2 separate regions of the Homo sapiens genome follow, and region 1 is linked to region 2. The links are chromatin loops, found by intact Hi-C in ENCODE. Cell type or tissue: heart left ventricle. All regions are shown on one strand.

Evidence for each region. Hi-C counts contacts between places; a loop is a spot of excess contacts. Peaks named below come from ENCODE experiments on the same cell type or tissue, not always from the same donor. Only the 100,000 strongest peaks of a DNase experiment are listed, where the experiment ranks them.
Region 1: a loop joins it to region 2, with 6 times the contacts of the local background. A loop is called at or near these places in 4 of 110 quality-filtered maps.

The regions. Positions count from the first base shown.
Region 1 is chr1:209,830,296-209,838,295 of GRCh38, forward strand. It overlaps UTP25 (UTP25 small subunit processome component), which reads left to right. Exons shown (of 12, transcript NM_014388.7): 3 at 508-748; 4 at 2,890-3,063; 5 at 4,780-4,868; 6 at 6,506-6,916. Among named protein-coding and RNA genes, the nearest start is that of UTP25, 6.3 kb to the left of the region's middle. In heart left ventricle, no CTCF peak of the experiment used is centred here; no DNase peak of the experiment used is centred here.
Region 2 is chr1:211,240,062-211,248,061 of GRCh38, forward strand. No RefSeq gene overlaps it. Among named protein-coding and RNA genes, the nearest start is that of RCOR3, 15 kb to the right of the region's middle. In heart left ventricle, no CTCF peak of the experiment used is centred here; no DNase peak of the experiment used is centred here.

The DNA of each region.
Region 1 (8,000 bases), 1.4 Mb before region 2:
ATGTCTATAAAAATGCCATTGTGATATCTAATACAGAAGCCACAGTTTGAAATTGTCCCAGGAGACTAGCCTATTAGGCCCTGTTACAGAGGCTTATCAGAGGGCTCTTAGTGAATCCTAAGAGGGAATATCTTTTTTGGTTAGCATAAAGGAGTCACAAATACAGTGCAAAATGAACAAAGGGCCTATCATATTACAACAAACTAAAAAAAAAAAAAAAGAAACCTGTTTTCTTTTGTTGTTTTGTAATTATCCTGTTGTTCTATTAAACCTGTGGCCTAATGCCTGGGACATAAATTAAATCTCATAACCTGAAGTTTTATGTTTTAAAAGTGGGGCAGTAGCAGTTTGGAGCATATGAAGAGCTTCTAGAATCATAGCTAGATTAGCAATTTTAAGTAAATTTGAATTTGGGCTTCGTTGAATAGATGTTGGCTTGATGATAGTTTTAGGGTAACAATAAGAACAATATAGTTTTTGTTCTTAAAATTCTCCTTTTCCTTTTAGTCAGAGAGTTCAGATTCTTCAGATTCTGAAAGCGACTCAGAGAGTGAACCACAACAAGTTTCTGGCTACCACAGACTACTTGCTACATTAAAGAATGTTTCTGAGGAAGAAGAGGAAGATGAGGAGGAGGAAGAGGAAGAAGACAGTATTGTAGATGATGCAGAAATGAACGATGAAGATGGTGGTAGCGATGTCAGTGTGGAAGAAGAGATGGCTGCAGAGTCTACTGAAAGTCCAGAGAGTAAGTGTCTTTACTATAGGCTCATCATCTTTGCCAGAACTATAGACAGTTCATCTCATGAGCATGGTACCTTATATACTGTGTGAGTTGGATGAAAGGACATGAATCCAAAATAGGGATTTACCCTTGTTGGGTTTGATTGTATCTTTGAGAATCTGATGGAAACACAGAACCTTCTTAGCACAGCTAGGCAGAAATAACATTTTTGCTTGTAATTTCAGGGACTTCATCAGTACTAGTGAAAGACCTCCTAATACAGAGGAAGGAGAACACAGTTCTGTCTTTGTGACTGTCTGAATTTATTGAAGAGGTTACTGTTCTTCTCTTAGGGAGACCAAGTTTGATGGAAGATAGACATAAATATATATAAAAAATTTCAAACAGTAGATTTGCGATTGCATGGAACAGCTAGATGTAAGGTGTTGAAGAGAGGCAGAGTGGTTGAACACTGCCAGTGTAAATTAGGGAAGGCTTCAGGGACTCTGTGTCACTCAGACTTGAAGGTGACTTTTTTCTTTAACTTCAAAATCACCTTCATTGAGGTATCATTTACATACAGTAAAACGTATCCAATTTAAATATACAGTCTGACAGGTTTTGACAAAGGTATACATCCAAATCAAGATACAGAACATTTCCATTACCTCCAAAAATTTTTCTTATCCTTTTGCAGTCAGTTCCCCACCCTTGGCATCAGGCAGCCACTGACCCGCCTTCTGTCACTGTAGATTAGTTTTGCCTGTTCTAGAAATTCATATAAATTGAATCATACAGTATGACTCCTTTTGTGTCTAGCTATTTTTGCTTCTCATGTTTTTCTAATTTATTTGTGTTGTGCATGTATTAGTCACTTACTACTTTTTAGTTGCTGGAATAGCATTCCATTGTCTGAATATAGCTGGGTGACTTTTTACTCATTATTTTAATGCCTATTTTTCTTATAGCCTTATTTTTTTTTTATACCTTCTGGTATTATATATCATTCCAGGTATTTTAACTGATCAGTTTTACTGAGATAAAAATTCATTGACTTACACTTAGGAGTTTGTTTTGTTTGTTTCTATTTTTCTTTGCTTTTTTGGATTTTTAAAAATGAAAATTTTTTTATCATTATAAAAATAATATATATTTACTGTAAACATTTAAGAGGGTAATATAGTTACCCTCTATCCCTGCTACCCAGAGATAAACACCTTTAGCATTGTATATAACCTTTCAGACTACATTTTTATGATTATATATGAGTATGTATATATATTTATGTGTATCTGTATAATGGCCTTATACATTTCCGTAACTTCCTACATCTGTGACTGTGGATTCACATTAGCTTCTTAATTACATAGTATTCCATTGTAAAAATATGATTGTACCCCATTGATAGACCCTTTTTCCCCCAGTTATTTCTTATAATCAGTGCTGCTTTGAACATCCTCTCATGTACATCTTAGTGTACTATGTCTGGTTACTATTTTAGAATAAGTTCCTAGAACTAGAAGTGGGTATATTAATTCGAAATCTCCAGAGAAACAGAACCGGTAGGATATGTGTGTATATGAGAAAGAGATCTGGCTCACGCCTGTAATCCCAACACTTTGGGAGGCTGAGGCAGGCAGATCGATTGAGCTTAGGAGTTTGAGACCAGCCTGGCCAACATGGCGAAACCCCATCTCTACAGAAAAATACAAAAATTAGCCAGGCATGGTGGTGCATGCCTGTAGTTTCAGCTACTCGGGAGCCTGAGGTGGAAAAATCACTTGAGCCCAAGAGGTGGAGGTTGCAGTGAGCCAAGATGACACCACTGCACTGCAGCCTGGGTGACAGAGCCAGACCCTGTCTCAATATATAAATAAATAAATAAACGCTCATCCAAAAATACCCTCGCAGAAACATCCAAAATAATGTTTGGCCAGATATCTGGGCACTGTGTCCCAGCCAAATTGAGACATAAAACCCACCATCATGCATCATGTGTTGATGATTAGGCTTAATTTTGAAATCTATGTTTTCTACCTGAATTTACCTAAATATAAATAGTATCAATGAACGCTATTGTTGGTATAGCCTAAGGAAATAAATTTTGTCAACAGAAGTATAATTTGTGAGTAAATAATTTTATAAAATGTTTCTCAAAACTGCAGATGTAGCTTTATCTGCTGACCCTGAGGGAAAAGAAGATGGGGAAGAGCCACCGGGCACATCACAAACATCCCCCGAAGAGTTCACAGATGCAAAACACGAGTCACTGTTCAGCCTGGAAACCAATTTTCTGGAAGAGGAAAGTGGAGACAACTCTTCTTTGAAAGCCTCTCAAGGTCATAGCACAGTGTGTGTTATTTGAATTCACCAGGTGCTTAGTATGGAATTTGTGTACTAATACACATTGAATCTATTATTGGAACAAACAGCAATAAAAACAGTTTAGTGGCTAGATCTAGAGCTGGGAAAAATAATTCTAAAAGGTATTTTGTGTTTCTCAGTGTTTAGGGGTTGGACGGGACATTTAGGAGAACAAACAAGAATGATGGTAGGGAAGGCCAGCTTCCCAGGCCTCACATTTTCATTATTGGAGTCAGGGGAAGATTTCTGATTTTCTCCCCAAGTAGGGAAAGAGAAAGAAAAAGAGGAAAAAATACTTCCTCTACCCCTCACTTGCTGTTCCTTTTTGGAGCAGTAATTTTTCAGATTTGCAAGACCCAGGGGTGGCTAATCTGAGTGGTCTTTATTACCAGGGAGACCCTCAAAAGCCAAAAAGCCCTACCCTGTGTCTCCTGCCTCCCACAGACTCTTGACCACTCCTGTGACCAAATGGCAGTCACGTGGTCAAGACGTGCCTATGGCGGGCTTTGATGGGTTCCTGCTGTCTCAAGTCCAGTTTCTCAGCCAGTGTCTGGGTGGGCAAGTCAGGTTGGTCTCGTTCTGTATCCTGATTGCCTTCATTGATCTCATTGCCATTCTTCAACCCAGCTTTACCTTTAATGAAACAGAAATTTTAATCCTCATTTGACTCATTTAGTTCTGTTGGTTATTTTGCAGGAGAAGAAGTGACAGGTAGAATTTGTAGATTTTAGTACAAACTCCATTCTGAACCATTAAAACTTAGAAACTTTGGAGGAAACATTAGGAAGCTTGACTGTCCCATAATTTCTGTGGTTGTTTTGCTCATACAGATATATTAGCATCTAGAATTCTTATGTCCTGTTGTTCACTCTTAGATATTTAATACAAGATGCATTTCATTTGAAATTTTACTGTTTGGATGCTTGGATGGGTCATTTAACTTTGTTCTGTTTCTTATGAGTGGGACTGGGAGAGAAGGTTGGGTGGCTAGCTCAGAATACTAAAGATTACTTGGAGTGCAGATGCTATCATGTGGATCATTTGTTCAATTCAGTGGAGTATTGGTCATATCTGTGTGTCCCAGTGCAAGATCAATCAGACATGGAACCTGTTCTTAGAGACCTTGCAGTCTGCTAGATAAGACATGTATATATGTATATGTGTTGGAATGGGTGGGTTGGGCAGAGTAGGAGACTTGAGAAAGTGATGACTCTAGGGAACAAGGTGAGCCAACGTTGTGCCTAACACAGTAAGCCTGGGAAGTATTTATTGTGATTCAGTGGGTAACATTAAATTGATAACATTTGGATATGCAAAAATGAAGTGAAGGAGAGGCTGGAATTTTTAGTTGAAGGAAGGAAAAGCACAGAGGCAGAAGAATTTGAGGGCCATATAGTCCAGAAATGATAACGGAGATGCAGGTTGGAGGTATATCCTAAAGTGCTCTGAATTCCAGGCTGAGAAGTTTCTTCAAAAGTTTTCAAGCTGGGAAGTAATATAATTAGAGAAATGTTTTAGGAAAATGAACCTTTCAGAAGTTTTTAAGCTCTGGACTTGGCCAGAGGGTGGGGAAAGTCAATGGAGAAAAGGATGAGTTAACACAATGAAGATCAACATGTCTTTCACAGGGGAAGACCACAAAACCCCTCTGTAGTTGCATAGTGTGCTGACATTTTTTATTTCTGAATTAGATCCATTTCTTCAACATGTGAACAAAGAACTGAAAGAAAAAGCAATTCAGGCTGTTGCCACAAATCCCAAAACTACCCACGAGCTTAAAGTAAGTGTTGCTTGGTCATCCCGGTCACAAATAGAGAAAGCTCTAAATAAAACAGTGGTCTTGGGTTTTAGTGGCCTCCCAGAATGTATGATATACACCTGCAGTAGATGGCTTGATAGGGAAGCAGGGCATAAGGAAGGCTAGAAGAGCCTAGTGGGGCACAGTTGTAGCTAGAAAACGCACCAGGAAGCTGGAGTGTGGGTGCCAGATAATATAATGATGGGTAAGAGTGGATTTGGAGACCAACATCTTCAAGGAGCTATCACATTTTGACCCAAGGCAAGTTCATCTGCTTTTTTGCTATTCACTATTCTAGTCTGCTAGAGGGGGATAATAATACCTATCTCAAAATAGAATAGTTTACTAATACATAGTGTTCAGTAAAACAGTGTTCATTAAAACAGTAGGTACTACTGTTGTTCATTTGTTTGAAATATCTGAGGTAGGTCCACAAATAAATTATCCAGATATTGGGCAGTTTTTGCTTCTTTGTTCTTACCACTGATGCCATTCATGAGAGTTGGTCATCCTTTTTTTAATTGAAATTTTTATTGAGGGAATAATTATAGATATACATGCAGTTGTAAGAAATCATACAAAGACATCTTGTACCCTTTGCCCAGTTTTCCTCAGTGGTGAAATCTTGTAGAACTGTAGTATAATGTCACAGCCAGGAAACTGACATTGATATAATCTACCAGTCTTACTCAGATCTGGTTTTACTCCTGTTCAACTGCATATGCCTGTGCCTATATTTATATACAATTTTATCATGCATAGGTTCCTGTATCTACTCCTGCCATCAAGATGCAGAACATTTCCAGCAAAATACAAATCCTTGTTGCCCTTTTATAACCATATCTGCCTCCCTCTGCACCCTGCCCCACCCCCATTTCTAACCCCTGGTAACCACTAATCTGGTCTCCATTTCTATAATTTTGTCATTTTAAAAATGTTAAATGACTCATACAGCATGTAACCTTTTGAGATTGTTTTTTTTTCACTCAGCATGATTCCCTGGAGAGTCATCCAAGTTATTTCAGCTATCAGTAATTTATTTCTTTTTATTGCTGAGGTTGTCCTATTTTTAGATCAGCAATTTAGCTATAATGCAAAAATTCTTAAACTTGTATCCCACAAAATAGAAAATAGTATTCCTTAGGATTTAAACAAAATGGACAGATTTCTTGTCATAGAACTTGTCAACACCTTTAGTATCGAGTGTACATTGTCAATCTCCCTCAGAGGAATTAAGTTTTGTGATGTTTATCAAGGGTATTTGACCATGGAACCCCTTTGTTTCTAGAATGAATGTTGACTCTTCCCAGAATATATTCCACAGAACAGTGTGGGACAACTGATAGGGTGAAGAGCTCAGATTTGAAGTCAGAAACCTTGGGGTCTAGCCCTCAGCTCCATTTTCTTCTGTGTAAACTTTGTATCATACAACCTCTGTATGAACCTCAGTGCTTCCTAAACTATAACATGAGTATCATGGTAACTACCTTGCAGGGCTGTTGTGAGGATTAAATGAGATGATCTATAAATCATGAAAAAATTCGCTAAATATAGTACTATGTGAATGTAATTTACTGTTATTCATTTCTAATTTGGCTCTTGATCTGTTTCTCCCCTAGTGGCCTATTCTGGGCCAGCTTTTCTTTTCCTCTAAGTTTCAGAAGTTGGAAACATTTAAACCCCCAAAGGATATTGACTTAAAGTCACTTCATCTCCAGAAGCCTCTGGAATCCACCTGGACTAAGACCAACAGCCAGTTCCTATCTGGTCCCCAAAAATCAAGCAGCCCATTCACCCCCCTCCAGAAAGAACTCTTCTTAATTATGAATTCTTACCGGGACCTGTTCTACCCGGAAAGGACTGCTCTGAAGAACGGGGAAGAGATCCGCCATGTGTATTGCCTGCATGTGATAAATCACATCCTCAAAGCCAATGCCCAGGTGCTTGGCAACAATAGCAGACGCCGAAGCCAGAAGTTTGGAGTGGGTGATGATGATGACTTCAGAGACCAAGGGTTAACAAGGCCCAAGGTGAGTCCAGCAGGAAAGCTTTGCTCTCGAGGAGGTGGCTGCAAGGCACTGCCATAGAGGTGCCTGACACTTAGCAGGAACTTGGGTATTTTAATAATTGACTGGCATAATGAATGAGCCCAAATGTGAGCATATTAAGTAGGCCAGGTAGTGTCAGAGCAGCACTGCAGCAGCTTAGTGGGCTGTTTCTGACAGTGGATGTAGCTGGAAACTTGCGAGAAGGAGGCACTTCATGACACTTTCCTTAAAGATAAACCCAGAGTATATAAATAAAACTCCATTATAAATCTCTTCTTTGTGGTTGTCAAAGCTGGATGGGACCTTAATGAGCCTTTTATCCAATCCCTCCATATTACAGCTGTGGACAACCCCAAATTCGTAGAAATTCATAGAGGGCCTTGCTAAAGAGAACCAGGGAAAGAATAGCAGAGATGAGACAAGAACCATAGATTCTCTTCACTAAGCCACATACATACGTCAGCCTTTGAAAGCAAAAATTTACATTTGCCACTGTAAAGTTATTGCTGCTTAAAGTGATGCGTTTGTATTCATAAGTCTAAGCTCTAGTGGATTTGAGGCCTTAACAGGAAATGGCTTTCAATTTTATCTACATTATTCATGATGTTATAGAACCAGGACTTGTCCCCCTGCCCTGAACTGCATCTCTCCGTATTGAAGAAGCCTCATCTTTTTAGAATTTTCTCATTGAGTTTAATAGGATTCTAGAAATTTGATACTAATGTGGCCTTTAGAGATTTCTTAGTCAAACTCCCTTGTGTAATAGCGGGGGAAACCAAAGCCCCGACGCTTACTGTCACCGCTGGAACAATAACCCAGTCCTCTTAAATCTTGGTCCACCATCTCTGCAACTGTACCAAGCTGAGTCCACTGCACTCCTTGGGGCTTGAACATCAGGGTTATAAGGTTGTTTCCATTTAGAATTACATAGAAGAATAAGAGGCAGATTATCTATGAAACATATTATAATTTGGTGAATTACGTGATTTAACTGGGGTTATGTCCATTGTTTACAATAGGAAATTAGAAATTAACCATTTTTTAAGCATCTTCGGTTTTTATTCTC
Region 2 (8,000 bases):
GCTAAGATTGACACCACTGCACTCCAGCCTGGGCAACAAGAGCGAAACTCCGTCTCAAAAAAAAAAAAAAAAAAAAGAAAGAAAGAAAAGAAAAGAAATTGCTTTGAAGTACATAGGTTATGACAAAAAATCTCTAATATTAAAGAGAAAAGATATTTATAAAATAGAATAAACTGATACAACCTCACTAGGATTTTAAATAAATGTAGTTTAATTCAAATCCCCCCAATTCCAAAATGGCAGTAACAAGACAAAAATAGAGCAGTGTGAAGTTTTCTATAACTTCACTGCTCCTTTCAAATACCCTACTCAAAACCTACCCCTTCTCTCTTTCTGCAAATGGCCTTTCTTCTGCTCTGAGAAGAGTGATACCATCAGGCATGAAATGCTCCACTGTCAAGCCAGGCGCAATGGCTCATGCCTGTAATCCCAGCACTTTGGGAGGCCGAGGTAGGTGGATCACTAGGTCAGGAGATGGAGACCATCCTGGCCAACATGGTGAAACCCTGTCTCTACTAAAAATACAAAACTTAGCTGGGCATGGTGGCACGTGTCTGCAATCCCAGTTACTCGGAAGGCTGAGGCAGGAGAATTGCTTGAACCAGGGAGTTGGAGGTGAGCCGAGATCATGCCACTACACTCCAGCCTGGTGACAGAGTGAGACTCCGTCTCAAAACAAAACAAAACAAAATTAGCTGGGCGTGGTTGCGGGCGACTCTAATCCCAGCTACCTGGGAGGCTGACTCAGAAGAATTGCTTGAGCCCAGGAGGTGGAGGTTGAAGTGAGCCGAGATCACACCACTGCACTCCAGCCTGGGCAACAGAGCAAGACTCCACTTCAAAAAAAATAAAAAAATTAAAATTAAAAATTAAAAAAAGAGAAATGCTCCACTGTCCAACATGGTTACCTAGAAACTTATTGGTAGGTGTCCCCTTTTTAGTTTTCTCTAGTCTCAGGGGAGGAGGTATACTGCCTCCTATTCCAACCAATCTAGTCACTTTGTCCCTATTCCCTCCTCATTCTCCAAAATCTTGTTCTATCACTTAGTCCTCTGTTCTTGTTTCTTGGGCCCCTTTCTCATTACCAGTTTCTTTCCCTACAATATTTATGAAATGCCTAACAATCCTCTTCTCCAAAATACTCTTCCTTTGTCTCAGATCCACACGATAACTATTTTATGGAGATTCCTGTCTAGAAGATTCTGGGCATTCCTTAGGTAATACCACTCAGAGTGCTGGTCTGTGAACTGTTTGTTACTAGTCAGACTGAGATAAAGAGCTTTCATTAGAGTGTAAAGCAACTATGTCAGTAAGTATGCAGTTTCATTTACCTGGCTTTTTTTTTTTTTTTAAGTAAGACTTCCTCAATGAAAGAAGCAGTGTGTGGATTTACATTCTGGCATTGGTCTCTTATCTCACTGTGGACTGGTAATGAATAGTTTGTGGACTGGTACCTGTCTGTGAACTAGCTTGTTTGTGGACTACATTTTGAGTAACACTGACTAGAGTAACACTAAAGCAACTCCCTATATCCCCACACCAATATCCTACCCTAGTTAAATGAGGCTAGAGAGAGAACTATCAGAATTATTTTTGTTTGGTGCTCAGTTGATGCTTCTAAGATGCAGATCATGTGTGTCTGTCTGAATCAGTTTTTGTCTAGGGCATTGTTTTTCAAACTACAGATCTTGAAGGGTTGTGAAATCAGTGCAGTGAGGGTTAACCAGCAAAATAATATAAAGTAAAATAGAAAATATTTTAAGGCATCACAAACCACTTGTTAAAAATTGTTTTGTGAAACTTTTGATTCAGTTATATTTATATTTTTGATAGATTAGATTATTGTTCAGAGGGATTCATTTCTCACCTCCATGGGTGGAGTATACTTTTCTGCCCCTGAACATTGGGCTTCCTATATGACTTGCTTTAGCCAATGGAATGATAGCAGATGTGACATGATCAAAGGTTTGAAGAGTAGTTGTGCAACTGGGCTTACTCTTTTGCACTTCTACCATTTCCATGAGAAAAATATGCCCAGGCTAGTCTGCAGGTATCAATAATAGGATAAGAGGTATGTGGGGCAGAGCCACCTGAGCTGAACTACCTAGCCAGCCTCAGCTTATGTTAGCCAACCACCAACTACCCTCAGATACATGAGCAGCCAAGATCAGCAGTGCCACCTAACTGAGGCCAGCATAGATTGGCTGGCCCTAACTAACCCATAACAATTGAGTGGAAATTAATGCTTATTGTTATAACCTCTGCTTTTCTTAACCTATTTCAAGATATGTTTCTGTCTCTCGCAAATTAAGCAGCAAGTTCTTATTAATACAATAGTATTAGGGACATGGATGAAGCTGGAAACCATCATTCTGAGCAAACTATCGCAAGGACAGAAAACCAAACACCGCATGTTCTTATTCATAGGTGGGAATTGAACAATGAGAACACTTGGACACAGGGCAGGGAACATCACACACCGGGGCCTGTCGTGGGGTCGGGGTGGGGGAGGGATAGCATTAAGAGAAATACCTAATGTAAATGCGAGTTAATGTGTGCAGCACACCAATATGGCACATGAATACATATGTAACAAACCTGCACGTTGTGCACATGTACCCTAGAACTTAAAGGATAATTTTAAAAAATAAGAATAAAAAAATACAATAGTGTTTATAGGGCGGGCGCGGTGGCTCACACCTGTAATCCCAGCACTTCGGGAAGCGAGGCACGCAGATCACCTGAGGTCAGGAGTTTGAGACCAGCCTGGCCGACATGGTGAAACCCCATCTCTACTTAAAAATACAAAAATTAGCCGGGCATGGTGGCAGGCACCTATAATCCCATCTAGTCAGGAGACTGAGGCAGGAGAATCGCTGGAACCTGGGAGGGGGAGGTTGCAGTGAGCTGAGATTGCACCATTGCACTCCAGCCCGGGGGACAAGAGCAATACTTAGTCTCAAAAAAACAAAAAACAGTATTTATAAATAGTATTAAGCCCTGGTGTTCACACTGACATATTTTATTCATTCTATTTATAATCCATCTCCTCAGGCTGGGTGTGGTGGCTCATGCCTGTAATCCCAGCATTTTGGGAGATCAAGGCAGGCGGATCACGAGGTCAAGACATCAAGACCATCCTAGCCAACATGGTGAAACCCCATCTCTACTAAAAGTACAAATTAGCTGAGCATAATGGCGCTTGCCTGTATTCCCAGCTACTCGGGAGGCTGAGGCAGGAGAATCGCTTGAACCCGGGAGGTGGAGGTTGCAGTGAGCTGAGATCGCAACGCTGCACTCCAGACTGACTCTGTCTCAAAAAAAACCGAGCAAGACTCTGTCTCAAAAAAAAAACAAAAAATTCCATCTCCTCACAGTGTTCCTAGCTTAAATGCTATATAAAGTTATATATTAGAAGCAAAGGTAAGAATTTTCCCCCACAATTTAATTCAACTTAATACTTTCTGGCAGAGTGCGGTGGCTCATGTCTGTGATGCTAGCACTCTGGGAGGCCAAGGAGGGCAAATCGCCTGAGGTCAGGAGTTTGAGACCAGCCTGGCCAACATGGCAAAACCCCGTCTCTACTAAAAATACAAAAAATTAGCCAGGTGTGGTGGTGCATGCCTGCAGTCCCAGCTACTCAGGAGGTTGAGGCAGAAGAATTGCTTGAACCCCAGAGGCAGAGGCTGCAGTGAGCCGAGATCATACCGCTGCACTCCAGCCTGGGTGACAGAGCTAGACTCCGTCTAAAAATAAATAAATAAATAAATAAATAAATAAATAAATAAATAAATAAATCAACTTAATACTTTCCTATCGCACTCATTATGATTACACTTCAGTCTATAAAATATTAGATCCTTCACAGAGGCTTCAAATATGTCACAACTGAAAAGCTGTGTTTTCAAAATGCAATTCATAGCTCAGAAGTAATGGGAAGTAATTTCTAATAACTGTCGGAAATGTATAATTCCCATTATTATGAACTTGATACTTACTATGTTTTTGATACTCCATCCAAGAGGGCTGTCCATTGGGTGAGAGGTCACAGTAGTAGAGCTATGAGGTGCATCACCCCCTGTATGGGCTAAGGGACAGTGGAAGAGGTAAAGTTTGAGCTGTATCTCTCATATCAAGGAGCATCTCTCATACAGGTGGAGGATTCTAGAGGGACTTCCAATAACCAACAAAAATATCCCATGCATTTGGGTCTGCTATACCCAGTGAGTGTTACTCAGAGAAACAGCAGTAATCAACAGCATAAAGACTACAACCTGGTTATAGATGGTGAAGTATTAATAAGGAGACAATCTCCCTGCTTCCTCCTCCTCAGACCAGATCAGAGCTGTAAGTACTGAGGGAAGAGAGTGAAGGGCACGGCATGAAGGCCAGGTCCTGAGAGCCACAAATTTGGTTTATGCTGAATGGAATGACATTGTTCTGACAACCAAAATAATGGAATAAGATCAAAGTATATCTAAGAGAGCCCTATATGCAGGGGTGGTGGGGAAGGTGGTGGTGCGTGTATGTGCATGTGTGTGTGGTGTGCCAAAGATTGCAACAGTTACTTTTTCTCATGCCTGTAATCCCAACATTTTGGGAGGTGGAGGCGGGAGGACCATTTGAGTCCAGGAGTTTGAAACCAGCCTAGGCAACATAGCAAGACTCTATCTCTACAAAAAAAATTAAAAATTAGCAGAGCATGGTGACACATGCCTGTAGTCCCAGCTACTGGATAAGCTGAGGCGGGAGAATCACTTGAGCCCAGGAGTTTGAGGCTGCATTGACCCATGATCATGCCCCAGTACTCTAGCCTGGGCAATACAGCAGGACTCTGTCAATCAATTTATCTTCTTTTTGTCCTAATAAGATTCTCCAGGGGACCCGTTTCTTTTTATTGTTATCTACAGGAATATTCCTGTCTAAATAAGAGACCACTGTATAGATTCAGGGTGCCATCTCCTTCGCCAATTCTGGAGAAGCTTTGACGTTATTTCTAATGTCTATATTTAATACTACTAATAATAATTAACATACTATCAATAATTAACATTAATGACTGTTTCTGTCATTATGCCAAATTTATAGATTATTCTACACATTATATTTAGATTACTACCTCCAATCTCCAAGAAAGTATTTTAGGGCCGGGCACGGTGGCTCACGCCTGTAATCCCAACACTTTGGGAAGACAAGGCTGGCGAATCACAAGGTCAGGAGATTGAGACCATCCTGGCTAACACGGTGAAACCTCGTCTCTACTAAAAATACAAAAATTAGCTGGGCGTGGTGGCACGCACCGGTAGTCCCAGCTCCTCAGGAGGCTGAGGCAGGAGAATCGCTTGAACCCAGGAGCCGGAGGTTACAATGAGCCAAGACCGTACCACTGCACTCCAGCCTGGTGACAGAGCGAGAATCCGTATCAAAAAAAAGAAAAAGAAAGTATTTTAGGAGCCTTCTAATCTCATGAGCAGCAAATTTCTGAAACATTTTATTTTCTAGGATTATTTCCACAAATCAATTTAATGTTACTTTGTTTCCATTTTAGTGGTTGATATATCTAATTTTATCCCCAGATCTTCAGATTACCTCATAATTTGGATCCCAGAGATCTCTACAGACTGATTTTAATGAATATATTCCTTAAAAGTCTTTTTAAACAGAAAAAGGTTGTGAATTCTATTTTATAATTTGTGAAACAAAGAAGAGAATGTGGCAGGGCATGGTGGCTCACGCCTGTAATCCCAACAATTTGGGAGGCCGAGGCAGGTGGATCACCTGAGGTCAGGAGTTCGAGACCAGCGCGGCTAACATGGCGAAATCCCGTTTCTACTAAAAATACAAAAATTAGTGGGGTGCAGTGGCGCGTGCCTGTAATCCCAGCTATTCAGGAGGCTGAAGCTGGAGAGTCTCTTGAACCTGGGAGGTGGAGGTTGCAGTGAGCCAAGATGGCGCCACTGCACTCCCAACTGGGCAACAGAGTGAGACCATGTCTCAAAAAAAGAAAAAAAGAAAAGACGAGAATGTGTTAGTAAAGAATACAGCATATTGAGGCAGACTTAAAATGCAAACTTTAGCACGCCTGTAATCCCAGATAGGACGCTGACGCAGGAGTATCTACTTGAACCTGGGAGGCAGCGGTTTCAGTGAGCCGAGATCGCGCCACTGCACTTCAGCCTGAGCGACAGAGCGAAACTCGGTCTCAAAAATAAATAAGTAAATAAATAAACAAAATAAAAATAAATAAATAAAACGTAAACTTTAAAGTTTTCACTGTCTACTCTTTTTATTTAGCCAAATAAATCCTTATAAAATCATATAACAGGAAGAAATTTACATACCTTCTAACTTGCCTGTTTAAAAGACCGTATAAATATTAAATAGAATTCTTCCAGACGAGTAAATGTCTATATTATTGTGAACCCTGAAAATATGAGACAGGTCTCAGTTAATTTATAAAGTTTATCTTGCCAAGGTTGAAGACGCGCACCCATGCGCACGGAGGTTCTGACAACAGATGCCCAAGATGATCAGAGCATGTTTGATTTTACACATCTTAGGGAGACGTGAGACATCAACATGAACATTGGTTTGGTCCGGAAAAGGCGGGACAACTCAAAGCAAAGGCAGGACAACTTGAAGTGGGGAGGGGGCTTCCAGGTCATAGGCAGATAAGAGACAAATGGTTGCATTCTTTTGAGTTTCTGATTACCCTTTCCAAAGGAGGCAATCAGACATGCATCTCAGTGAACAGAAGGGAGACTTTGAATAGAATGGGAAGCAGGTTTTCCCTAACCGGTTCCCAGCTTGACTTTTCCCTTTAGCTTAGTGATTTTGGGGCCCCAAGATTTACTTTCCTTTCACATTATTTTAGGAGATAGAGAGGTTTCATAGTTTCCTGTTCACAAATAACTCTAAGATTTTAAAAAATATATAGAAAATGTTCTTTTTTTCTTTTTTTTTTTTTTTTTTTGAGACGGAGTCTCACTCTGTCTCCCAGGCTGGAGTGCAGTGGTGCAATCTCGGCTCACTGCAAACTCTGCCTCCCAGGTTCAAACCATTCTCCTGCCTCAGCCTCCCGAGTAGCTGGGACTACACGCGCCCCCCACCATGCCCGGCTAATTTTTTTTGTATTTTTAGTAGAGACGGGGTTTCACCATGTTAGCCAGGATGGTCTCGATCTCCTGACCTCGTGATCCGCCTGCCTCGGCCTCCCAAAGTGCTGGGATTACAGACGTGAGCCACCGCGCCTGGCCAGAAAATGTTTTTTATTTTCAACTGCAGTATTCTTTCATTAAACAGACATTGAGAATTTACTCTGAACTAGACATTTTACCTGATGCTGAGGATATAAATTAAGATTCTGTTCCTGCCCTTAAATAGAAATTCAGTTTACTACAGGTGCAAATGCCCACATATGAGACATTTAATACATTCAGTAAGAAAGTTAGAATTCAGGAAGTTCCCAAAATGTTCAGATAAGCTAAAACAAGCCAGGTGACATTAAATAGCAATACATTTATACACACTCAGGAGGGAAAAAAAGGAAAGTAAAAAGCCTGCTGGAGTATAAATGGGGAGAGCTCAGGCTAAATAACTACAGATGTAAAAAAGACCCAGGGGATGCAGATGACACCAAATTTAGTAACCATGTGCACTTGTTGCCAAGAAAGCTAATTTTATGATGGATTAATAAAAATATGCAAAGTCCCCAAAATATTTCCAATTGATTTTGCATCAATCAGATCTCACAGAAGGCAGGGGGTTATCTTATTTGAAGTACAAATTAGAACATTTTCATGAGACAATCAAAAAGGTGAAGGATCTGAAAACAATATCAGTGAAGATTTGTCAAAGGGAATAATGATGTTTAGTCTGTAAAAGAAGCTTAAGTGGGACTTGATTGCTGTTTTTAAGTCTTTAAAGAGCTAGTGTGACAGAGATTGCTAGCTGCTTTTCAGTACTCATTTCCTTTGTAGTCCTTAGCAATGGAACCCTGC